Linked DNA regions of Homo sapiens: region 2 is linked to region 1. The links are chromatin loops, found by intact Hi-C in ENCODE. Cell type or tissue: PC-3. All regions are shown on one strand. Links, peaks and the distances in the headings refer to the core of each region. The heading gives the core; the rest is flanking DNA. Region 1 overlaps LOC101929667 (a long non-coding RNA gene). Region 2 overlaps LINC01794 (long intergenic non-protein coding RNA 1794).

What was found. A loop is a pair of places that touch in the nucleus more often than their neighbours do. Peaks named below come from ENCODE experiments on the same cell type or tissue, not always from the same donor. Only the 100,000 strongest peaks of a DNase experiment are listed, where the experiment ranks them.
Region 2: it touches region 1 in a loop (4-fold over the local background); 5 of 110 quality-filtered maps call a loop at or near these places.

The regions. Positions count from the first base shown.
Region 1 is chr2:40,553,173-40,556,100 of GRCh38, forward strand. All of the region lies in intron 4 of LOC101929667 (a long non-coding RNA gene), which reads left to right. Among named protein-coding and RNA genes, the nearest start is that of SLC8A1, 100 kb to the left of the region's middle. In PC-3, for the core only: a CTCF peak has its summit at 1,710 (motif pointing left); a DNase peak (open chromatin) is centred at 1,719.
Region 2 is chr2:40,758,478-40,761,405 of GRCh38, forward strand. All of the region lies in intron 3 of LINC01794 (long intergenic non-protein coding RNA 1794), which reads left to right. All of the region lies in intron 2 of LOC105374497 (a long non-coding RNA gene), which reads right to left. Among named protein-coding and RNA genes, the nearest start is that of LINC01794, 13 kb to the left of the region's middle. In PC-3, for the core only: a CTCF peak has its summit at 1,794; a DNase peak (open chromatin) is centred at 1,774.

The DNA of each region.
Region 1 (2,928 bases), core at 206-2,705:
TCCTTTAGCTCCACAGTAAACTCAAGATCATTTCTAGGTGCTTCTCAGCTTTTCCAGCTCGTGTGGAGCTATAGAAGGGAGGGTAGAATGTTTCTGCTTCAACAGGGATTTTTCCCAATCCACACTGAATGAAATATCCATGTGTCTAATAGTTCATTTATTAATCTTTGTTCTGAGTTCTTTTTACAACTAGAATTTTTAGTTCCTCAGCACAGTCCAGCAAGTCTCATTTCTAATGAAATAAACCTTAACTAAATGCATTTGACTTTCTGTCAGGTAAAAGTTAAGAACACGAAGTTAGTCCTAGACTCTTCTCAAGGAGCCTTCAGACCACTGAGTGAGAAGGATATAAATGATCAATTTCATTAAAGCACAGTAAGTGCCATAATAACACAGAAGAGGAAAAGACACATGCTGCTTAGAAGAGTAATAAAAGAACACCCCCAAAATTACACACGATTTCAGCTTTGAAAGATAATTAGCAGTTAGCTAGGAAAAGAAAATGGTGACTGTATGCAAAGACACACTGGCAGATTCAGAGATCATGTGGAATTCAGAGTGGTTAGATCAGGACATTTATCAAGAAGCGGTGGGTGGAGGGAGGATTCTGAAAAGTTTAATGAAAGTCTGATCTTGAAGGTTTTTATTCTCTAAGGACTTTGGACTTGATTCTGTCGGTAATAAGGCAGTAAAAGGAAATTTAAAGCAGAAGTGATTTGTGAATATCTGTTTTTTATGAAGTTATTTTTAGCATATGAGGATTAATTAGGAATCAGTAGCAGGTAAAGGAGTACGAAAAAAGAGATGTTCCTAGCCTTGGAGAGAAGATGGAGAAGAGGATTAATGCTTGCCAGATGTTCATGAAATGTATTTGACAGGGCTTGCTATTGGTTGGGCTTAAATTGTGAAGGGGTTTGCTTAGGAGGTTAACTTTGAAGTACCTGAAATCACTAGGGGTAATTAACAAATCACTATAAATTCATGCTTGGCGTTTGAGAGAGAGTTGAAGTAACACTGATATACTAGACAAAGTGCAGAGTGGTTAGAATGAAAATATAAATTAACCAAAGGCAAAAGTGCAATGGCAGGGTTTTCATTGTCAGATTGTAGAAGGTGCTATCTTTAGTAGAATTCTCCACTTTCGCAGTTTAGTAGGATTTCTACAGGTTCAACTGAATGAATTATCTTCTGACTCATCCAATATAAATTATATTTTACATGCCCTTTGAATCTCTGAGAAGTGGCTTAATTGGTAGTATATTATCCTTTTTTATTTTTAAAGACATCGAGGTATTAGAACAGTAGTGATATGTTTCTTCATAATAATAACAGTAGTGATTACTAATTACCTTGAAATGTTAACTAGAAGTACAATGCTAAGGGTTATATTTACAGTTCTATAAAGTAAGAACAATTCATAGCCTTATTTTATTACAGATGAAGAAAATGAAGCTTGGAGAGTTCCAAAACTAGGATTCAACTTTGGGTTTCACGTCTCCAAGATCTCATGCTCTACACCAGCGGTTTTGAAATGTTACTGATGCCTAGATCCACCTAGAGATTTTGGCTTAATTGCCGTGAGTGAAACTCAGTCCTAAAAGCTCCCCTGATAATTCTAATTACAGCCAGACACGCAAACCACCTTTTCAAACCTTATCACTTCACTGTCTTCCACTTTGGAAGATACCATCACAATCACAATCTCAATGGCTCCCCCTGGAGCTCAATGCAGATAGTGCACTATGGAGTTGCACAGTGTGGCAGCTGTGCCTAAACACATTCACCCTCTGGAAAACCCTCAAATCCAAGAGTTTGAATAAGTATAATTAATGTAAAGCCCTTCTTTATACTAAAAAAATGAGAGTCTGGAAAAATTTTCTAACTTATTAGGATTATGTAAAAGTTTTTATCATATTGTTTTTATATTTATCAAGAAAAGATATAATCAATATATTTGATTGAATACAGGTATAACCAATAAAAAATCACAGAGTGAGAATATTTTAATTTTTGAAATGGAGGGCAATGTCATGATGTGACTATTCATAGCTATTTTGTTAGAGGATGATAGAAATGATACAACCATGAAATGAGGGGGGTAGAATGAACTGCCGATCTCAAAACGTGCAGTTTTCTCACTGCTTTGGAAAACCTCTGGCTTTACTTACTCGTGTGAGGACTTCACAGAGCTCCTGGCCAACTAGAAGGGGCCAAGAACCTATCCAAAAATAACAAAATCAAGGAAGAGGTAGGACAGTGCTAGGCTGAAGGTCTAGACAGAGTCAGCTCTGTTATGGTGCTGGGAGGGTGCAGTGTGATCCTGGAGACCATGAGAAAAGTTTTATGAATGAAGGCAGTGGGAATGCAAGGAGAGCAATACAAACAGTTGTTCTTATGGAAAGAGAATGGGCATTGGAGATAGATCAGTCTACTCTCATACTTCACTAGCTGTGTGATCTTAGGTCAAATCATTAACAACTCTGAATTTCAGTTTGCTTTTCTATAAAAAGAGGTGGTAATGAACTTATAAATGTGAAAGTACCTAACCCAGAACCTTGTTACTGATTTTTTTCTCCACATTGGCTTCAGCTGAAAGACAGTGGTAGGGAAAGCAGGAAGCTCCAGGGAACAGCAAGGTGGTGGTGGTGGTAAATCAAAGAGAAGGTGAAAATGAGGTGGGCTAGAAATGGAACAGTTTCAAGAACAGACACACACAGTCAATTCCACTTGCTTGCAAACGAAAAACCACCACTGTAACGCAGCAGCCTCTTATCCATCCGGGGTTAATTCAGCTTGCCATGCTTTTGGCAGGATGGGCTGGATGCTCTGTAGGGTCCCCTCAAAAAGAGCACAGGCTACAGTCACTTCATTTTCTAATGCTGCTGCGTGAGTTTTCATTTAATTAAGAAGGCTAACCTTTAGAATGAC
Region 2 (2,928 bases), core at 322-2,821, 210 kb after region 1:
TTTTTTACTCTATTTGGTCAGCATAGATCTCATAAGATTTTTCCTTTGATAAAGTTTTGTATTACAGAAGTTGTGAGCACATAATCTTTTCTTCCCATAGCTTGCTCACATTGGTGGATGTGGTAGTTCTTCAATCTAGTTGCCACATTTCCTGCAGATACTAGGCACGCTAATTATGTCTCATAAATACAGGTTAAGCTAATCAAGTACTGTCTTGCTGTGTCTTTGTCTCTGTCTCTGTGAACACATTACATTGCTTCTTTGTACCCTTGCCAGCAAAAAAGAGAAATAATATCTATAACCTTCTCCCCTCAAGAGTATTGTACTTGTTAATAAGTATGCAGAACTTTCAGAGAAAGATACAGTGCTTAGAGCTCTGTGGAAAAAACACTTGTATATAAATGTAATATGTCATTTTTATAACATCTCCTAGCAGCCTAATGAAATGAACACAGGCACTCCACCAACACATTTCTTACTTGGGCTACATCCAACTCACCAAACACAATTAGGAAGTGAAATTCTTCTTGTTACTGTAAACCGTAACAGCCCAAAACTCCGTTTAATGTAGGCTCATTTTGGATTCTGTCCAGTGAGATATTGAAAGTACTAGAAGATCTTCATTATAATATGAATCTATATGGATGATTTTTTATCACAAGTTTCCAATGTGTTGTTTATGGCTTCAAACAGAAAATGATTTGTGTTTCTGTTTTGGTTTTAGTTTTAGCTATTGCTATTTCTAAAACAAATTAAAATTTACTTTTTGAAGTATTTGACACATATCAATGATTGGATCTAAGTTTCATACATTTTCTCTTTCTCTTCTAAAAATGTTACCCCCTTTGCAATCTTATTTCTCTTCTTTCAATTTCAAACTTGTGAAACCGTAGTTGTCAGCTTTTACTTTTATTCTCTTTCCTCCCACTCTTAGTTTAAAAAGTGATATACCCTTGTTTTGCCCTCTTGAATTTACTGATTCAATTTTTCTGGAATAGTATTTAATTATTCCAATAACATTAGAAATAAGTCCAGAATTTTAAAATTTTAGTTTGTTTGTTTTCCTAGCCTCACTCTCCTTATGTCTTAGATGCATTTTATGGTATTGATTTTGATATGCTTCTCATACTTTACCTTCCAATTCATTTAATCCTTTCCAATTAGGTCTCATTGTCTATCTTTACCTCTCCTATTTTCTGTTAAATACTGGCATTGTGATAACATCTTCACATTCTACTACTCCTGTCTAAATTAGGGCTAAAGTTATTTATAGGCCATGTCTCTACATCCTTGAGAATTTGCCTTAAACATTCCTTTTATAATGGCAGTTCTCTGTTCAAAACTTTTTCTGAACTTCATTATATCTTCTTATTTACAAATTCCAGCTGAGTACATGGTTTATAGCAGCCACTCAAGAAATGTTTGTTGGCTAGTCTGAATGCAGTGGTGTTTAAAATCTCACAGACACACACACAAACACACACACACACGTGTTAAATAGATTAATACTTGTTTGATTCTGAAGCATTTACCATTTCCATTTCTATGTATTACTTGTTCCATTTAGTATCCAAAATTTTATACCAATGACGTGATACGCTAGAGGACTACATTCTAAGTCTCTTTTATGGATAGCACTTAAGTATTTTTCTTTTCTCCAATTAAGTTGGAGCCTGGTTCAGGGGTGTGATAACTGGCTACAGACTACTGCATCAACTGCTACTCCAAATGTGTCCATGCAAGGCACCACTGCATCTGCTCCTGGCTCTCTGCTGTCCTCCAGTGGTTACATGTTATATTCCCCCACCCAGAATGTTACAAATAAGAGAATAGAGCCCATACGAAGATCTGAAATGTTCTGTCCCCACTGTCTCCACAAACTGGATTAGCATTGGCTAAGCTAAGTAGTAAGAAGAACCAATGTGGCCTATCATTAAAAGACAAGATCCAGATCAAGGTACCCGTGGAATCTCATTACTGTTCCTTTCATTGCTATTCAAGGCAAGCTGCCTAGAGATCACAATCTACATATCATCCCCTGGTCTTTTAGCACATATGCCACTCAGTGCGTTTCAAGACTTCAATCAGCCTAACCAAATTATATGTTGTGAAAAAGGTATTATTTCACTGAAATTACCAGCGGCTTAGTACATTAATATTTCCCCTAAAAAGGGGGAGTCAGTAAACCTGTAGTGTCGAGGATGGCAGGAGCAGGAAGGAAAACTCATGGAGCCAGTACTTACTTGGGATTCAGCAAAATTGTCTCAAAATCCCTTAAACTGTTACACTTGTAAAATTCTGGCCCATTAGGAGACATGGCCTTAATTAAAAGGTTTAAATTTTAACCTACGCACAGTCATGGAAATAGTAAGAACCTCCCACCTCCCAGATCTCCTTTTGTTCTAGCACACATATATGACATGTAAAAAAAAAATTAAATTCTGAAGTTTCCCTTCCAAATGAAAAATGACAATTCTTAATCCTCTATAATTCAGTTATTGCAAAACTAACTTTAATTTACTTTATTTGGTTTGTAAACTGTGAATTTTATGCAAAGAGATAGAATTAGTGGAATGATTACTATAACACATTTACTTATAAACATTTAAGCAACTATACATTTCCTTAAATCTGTGGTCATGAGGAGCTTGACCTAGTGAGACATAGTAACGTTCTTGAGTTACTAGACTTTTTCCTATTGAGTTGTAAGAGTTCTTTATATGTTCTGGATATAACGCTTTATATATTTTTATATATATAATAGTTTTCCCATTCTATTGCAGACTTGTTAATATGACTTTTATAGGAGAAAAAATTTTAATTTTGATAATAATCATTTTATCGAAGTTTCTTTTATGTTTTGTTCTTAGGTGCCCTTAGAAATCTTTGCCTATACAAGGCTGCAAATATTTCCTTCTAGAAAATTTT